Regions from separate parts of the Homo sapiens genome. Here region 1 is linked to region 2. Evidence: chromatin contacts called from ENCODE Hi-C or POLR2A ChIA-PET data. All regions are on one chromosome and are shown on one strand. The core of a region is the stretch at or near the end of the contact, and the rest is flanking DNA. Distances in the headings are between cores, read along the strand shown. Region 1 overlaps ACAN (aggrecan). Region 2 has its middle 66 kb from the start of ISG20.

Region 1 (2,700 bases), core at 106-2,605, 130 kb before region 2:
GGTAGATTGAATAAAGCAGATGGTCCTCCCTAATGTGGGAGGGTCTAGTCCAATCAGTTGAAGACTGAATAGAGAGAAAAGACTGACCTGTCCTGAGAAAGAGAGAATTCTTTGTGCTGGATGGCCTTTGAGCTAGAACATTGCTTTTTCTTCCCTTTGGACTTGAATTGAAACATCTGCTCTTCCTAGGTCTCAAGCTTACTGACTTTCAAACTGAAACTACTCCAATCATTTCATTTAGGTCTCAAGCCTTCAAACTTGGACTAGAATTACACCACCAGGTCTCCTGGTCTAGCTTACCAACTTATCATGCAGACCTTGGGACTTGCCAGCCTCTATAATTGCATGAACCCATTCCTTATAATAATTCTCTCTCTCTCTGTCTCTCGTGTGTGTGTGTGTGTATGTGTGTGTCTGTGTGCGTATGTGTGTGTCTGTGTGCATGTGTCCTATTGGTTTGTTTCCTTGGAGAACCCTGACTAACACAGTCCTTCAGGCCCAGAGAAGTGATGAGTTGCTCAACATCCCTAATGAAACTTGGGCCTGCCACCAACTTCAAATCCAGAGATCACGTGTGTTTTAGAATGGACTAGCCTCCAAGGTTTCAGGCAAGGTTTAGGGGCCTGGTTCATGTCAGGGAAAAGATGTTCACCTAGAGAGCTCTTGAGGAGGTTATGGGATGAACGGATTAATATTTTAGGAGAGAAATTAGACCTAGGAAGCTGTAGCTCTCCTGCTAGATCAATGACTTCATGTGGATTAGAAAGACAAACCTTCCTTATCGTCATCTGCTGTAAAGCTGTCATAATAAGTACACAGGTCTGTGACAACCGCAGTGTAAAGGTGCACAATTGGAACCCTGACTCCAGCATAGGTGGACCCAAGAAGACCCAAGAGAATGTACAGGAGACCCACCAGAGCAGTGCTCTCAACCTCAGCTGCACACTGAAATCACCTGGGCTTCAGCCTGGACCTCAGGATTTTTAGAGCTTGGAAGGTTCTAAGGTGCAGCCAAGATGGAGCACCGCTGGCCTAGAACACGTGCAGTCCCATTACAGACACCTCCTGTGACCTTCCCTCCACGGTGCATGCCTGGTGATGTTCCCCGAGTTGTTCTGTTGGATGGACTTGCATCAGCACCTACCCTCCCCTTTTGGTTTAAGAAGTGCTTGCATCACAGAGGGAGGGAACCTTGGAGCGGATGGAGGATCTGGGACTAAAGAAAAGATTGGAGATTTCAGCAACTCTCGCCCGTGGCATTCCCAGACTTTTGCTCTATCAGAGTCCAGTGGCCCAGCAGGTGTCGCTCTTGGCTCAGTCACCGCCGGCTGGGGCTGGATGGATTTGGGGATGAGGGGGGCACCCCAGGAGTCCCTAGGCTCAGGAGGGGTGTTGGGAGGGCACTGGTGTTCCCATCCAGGAATGCCAGGGGCAGGGGCAGGGTGGGCCCAGGACTCCGAGTGACCCTTTCTTCCTGTTGATTGAGTGTGTCATCTTTCTACCACCTATGCTACATATACGAGTCACCCCAGAAATGAAAGGGCTGTCTGTGGGTGCTGCTGGGGGTATGGCGTGAATGCATGAGGCACGTCATCCTCACACTGGAGAAAGTCTGGAAAATCCCAAAGTTCTGAGAAGTAGCCCCTGTGTCTCCTTAGGGATTTTTCTACCTAGATGCTGCCTTTTAAAGAAAAGTCTCTGGCTGCAGGCTGTGGCACCATGAGGGGCTCTGGTTCAAGCCCCATGTGACGAGTTGCGGCTGGGAAATAGTTCCCCAGAAGGCAGAGGGCAAAGTGTCTTCTCCACTCTGGGGAGGGGTCTAGACTTTCCGGCTCCTCTCTTCCCAGAGCCTTAGGGATTCGTGTTCAGACACAAGGCCCGCCTGTTCTTCCCTCAGAACACCCTTCATTGGGAGGTTGTGTGTATGTTTTCGGAGCTGTGTTTCTTCCCTCACTCTCTGAACAAGCTGGACATTGTCCGGGGGTGTAGGAGTGCTCTGTGGGGCTTGGACGGCTTGATTTCTCTCCCTGGCCTAAACCAGGAAATGGGAAGGAATGAAAAGAGGTGGGGAGGAGAGTGGGGGTAGGGGGATAGGGGTGGAGTGGGCAGAGAAACTAATTTTATTTCTTTTTTTTTTTTAAAGACAAACTTTGGGATAGAAATATCGCAATAAATATGCTCTTGTGTTTGTGTGTGTTTTCTCAGCTGTAAAGAAAATAGGGAGAAATTCCATTCTGTCTGGCTTCCAAGTGTCTCCAGGACTCACTGAGCCTTTTATGCGAGAAGACTGACTTTGGCAGCCCTGAGTCCCAGCACGGCCCTGTCAACAGGGAGGCCTTTCTCCATGGGAAGCTGAATTAGGTGCTGACAGGGCGACAGCATAGGTGAGGCAGAGGAAGGGGACGGGGAGCCTGAAATGAAGTGGAGAGGGGAGCTTGGGGAGCAGGAAGGGGATGCTGGGTGAAGGCCGGGTGAGAGTCATGTGGTTTGGGTTCATCACCAGGGAATTGACTTTCTCAGAGAGCATTATGTGGAGATTTGGTAGGGGAAAGTGAGGTGCTTTTAGCTTGAGCTGAGGCTATGTGTCTGTGTGAGCATGCGTGCATGTGTCCAGGTTGCAGACAAGGAAACCTTCACCTCCTCATCAGCCAGACTCTACCCCATGGTTGTCTACCTGGCCAAGGTCTTGGCCTGGATTCC
Region 2 (2,700 bases), core at 30-2,529:
GACCTGAACGACAAGAAGGAGCCAGCTGTGCAAAGTCTAGGAGTTCCTAAACTCTTCTGGGCCTGGGGTGCTAGGGCAGTCTGGTGAAGCCTATGCATCCCTTCCCAGAAGGATGTTTGTAATTGCATTAAATTAATATACATGGGGTTACACAGGAAAATCATTATCTTGAAACCCAGCTCAACCCATGGAACCCCTGGTTAAAAAACAAAAACAAAAACAAAAAAAACCTGGGAAAAGAGTATTTGAGGAAGAGGGAATGGTAAGTGTGAAGTCCCTGGGTTGGGTGAATTCGGCAGGTTGGGGGAAAAGATGCTCAATGCGTGGAGCGAGTGAAGCAGAGGCTAGGTCCTGCGGTGCTTGTGCTTTGGGGATGGCTCTAGTCTATATTCCCAGTGTGCTGAACACCAACAAGGCTTTCAAATCTGCTTACAGATCTGCTTACCACGCCATCGGGGCAGGGTGGTGAGCAGATTCGTATTCTAAACCATCACTGTGGCTGCTGGATGGAGAATGGGATGTTAGGGGGACAAGAAGGGAGGCAGGAGACCCTTGGGAGCTACTGCAGGCCTCCAGGGCATACACATAGGATGCGATCTTCGACGCAGGGCAGGGAGAGGATCCTTCGGGGCCAAGAGGGACCTTGGAGGTGTAAACTGAGTGAAGTACCTATGTATTGGACACAGGCAACGGAGGACGGGTATTTGGGGTTAGTGTCTACTGCTGACTCTGTTACTAATTCACCACGGGCCCTAGGCTCAATCGCTCCCTGTCTCAGGTTCTCAGGCTCTAGTGGGTAAAAGGAAGGCTTGGACTAAGCTCCCACAGTGAGAGTCGAGAGAGTTCAGTGCAGGCCCCGCGAACCCTCTGGCTGGAAGTGCTGTTTGCCCGGGAAGCATGATGATGCCCACCGCCGCGGGCGCCCGAGTGGCTGCCCAGTCCGGTCTGCAGGCCTCGTCGCCTGCGGAGGGGGCGGCGTGGGGACCAAGCGGCCGCAGCGAGGCGGCAAGGCGCCTGGGTCCCGCTGCCAGCGGCCGGGGTAAATGAGAGCCCGAGGGAGCCCGGGCGGCGCGCGGCGGGCGGGATTGGCGCCCGATCCAGTCCCTCCCCTCCCCTCTCCTCTCCTCCCCTCCCCTCCTCTCCCCACCCTTTGCCTCCTCTTCCCTTCCCACCCCTCCCTTCCCTTTGCGTCTCCTCCTCTCCTCTCCCTTTTCTTCTCCTCCTCCTTCCTCATCTCCTGCCCCGCACCCCGCTCCTCTTGGCAGAACTGCTGGAAAAAAGGGCCGGGCAGAGGGGCAGACGGCGGCGGGCCGGCTCCGCGCCGCCAGCCCGGGCAGCGAACACTCAGGAGGAAAAGCTGCGCCCCCGTCAGCCTCCCCGCCCCTGCTGTGGGGTCCAGGGCCCCGACGCCCGGTGGAGGGGGCTCCCCACACCCACTGGACACCTGTTGGCCCCCTGCAGGGAAAATGCTTTTTCCCTCTTCACTCCCACCGACCCTCAATCCATGCTGACCTCCCTGAAATGGCAGACCAGCGAGGGCCTCCGAGAGGTTTCGTTATTTAATCAACAAACTTTATTGAAAAACTGCTCCTCGCTGGCCCTATACGGGGTGGGCCCTGGGGACGACACCAGTTCGGACCCTGTTCCTGTCCTGGAAGAGCACCCAGTCTAGTGGTGGAGATACATATATAGGGGCATGAAATAAGCACCCACTGTTTGCCAGATCTTTGAAACACATTATCTATAATCCTTATGCTAAAGCCTCAAGTAGTAGTATCTCCATTTTACAGGTGAGGAGACAAAGACTATTCGCCATGGACTAAGATAATAGATGGATGAAATTTATATTCACAATATGTAAAACCCACAAGAGGTGACTATCTTAAAATACACAAGGATTCCTATAAACCCACCAAATGGCTACAATTTAAAAGACTGAAAGTATGAAATATTAATGAGGATGAGGAGCAACTGGAATTTTCATACGCTGCTGGTAGGAGTGTAAATTGGTACAGCCACTTTAGAAAAACGTTCAGTAGTGGAGATTAAAGCCAAACATTCAAAATTCCCGTGATGAACCAATTCCACTACCAACAGAATTGAGTGCTTATAGCCACCAAAAGACACGTTCAAACATGTTCATAGAAACTTTATTCATAATAACGCCAAACTGGAAACAACCCAAATGTCCATCAACAAGAAAAAGGGTAAATAAATTCCGCATAGGCATACAATGGAATATTACACAGCAGTGGAAAAGAATGACCTAGCACACAACCACCTAGATAAATCTGAAAGATGCCAGATATGAAAGAGAACTTACTGCATGATTCTGTTTATATACAGGTTTTTGAAAGCGAAACCAATCTAAGGTGTAGAGGTCAAAGTAGTAGTTGCCTTGAAAGGTAAATGGAGGGGACACAAGAGCCTTTGAGGGGCTGAAAAGCTCTAAATCTTAACCTGGGTGGAGATTACACAGGTGTGTCCATGTGTAAAAATAAATCAAGCTCCACAGTTAATATCTTGTGCAACATGTGTAGACTATACCTTAACTCAAACAAAGCAAAACCAAGAGCTTCTTCCAATCAACAAGGAAATGATAGGAAATACAAATGTGTAATGGGCAAAGGACACCCGTTGGCAATTTATAGAAAGAAAAGTCCTAATAGGTAGCAGGTATTTGAAAAGATCCCCAATCTC

The links. Hi-C counts contacts between places; a loop is a spot of excess contacts on that map. ChIA-PET counts read pairs that join two places held with the same protein, here RNA polymerase II (POLR2A). Pooled maps may share reads with other maps.
Region 1: a loop to region 2 is called in a pooled map, with 5 times the contacts of the local background. The contact joins two enhancer-like sites. A Hi-C loop is called at or near these places in 1 of 37 single-sample maps with no recorded cell type and 4 of 50 pooled maps. POLR2A ChIA-PET finds 5 or more read pairs at or near these places in 1 of 52 experiments (Panc1).

Annotation. Positions count from the first base shown.
Region 1 is chr15:88,833,111-88,835,810 of GRCh38, reverse strand. All of the region lies in intron 1 of ACAN (aggrecan), which reads right to left. Among named protein-coding and RNA genes, the nearest start is that of ACAN, 31 kb to the right of the region's middle. Within about 2 kb of position 1,355, at least 5 of the 41 ENCODE cell types and tissues checked have a DNase peak (open chromatin) inside an H3K27ac peak, as active enhancers do.
Region 2 is chr15:88,703,875-88,706,574 of GRCh38, reverse strand. No RefSeq gene overlaps it. Among named protein-coding and RNA genes, the nearest start is that of ISG20, 66 kb to the right of the region's middle. Within about 2 kb of position 1,279, at least 5 of the 41 ENCODE cell types and tissues checked have a DNase peak (open chromatin) inside an H3K27ac peak, as active enhancers do.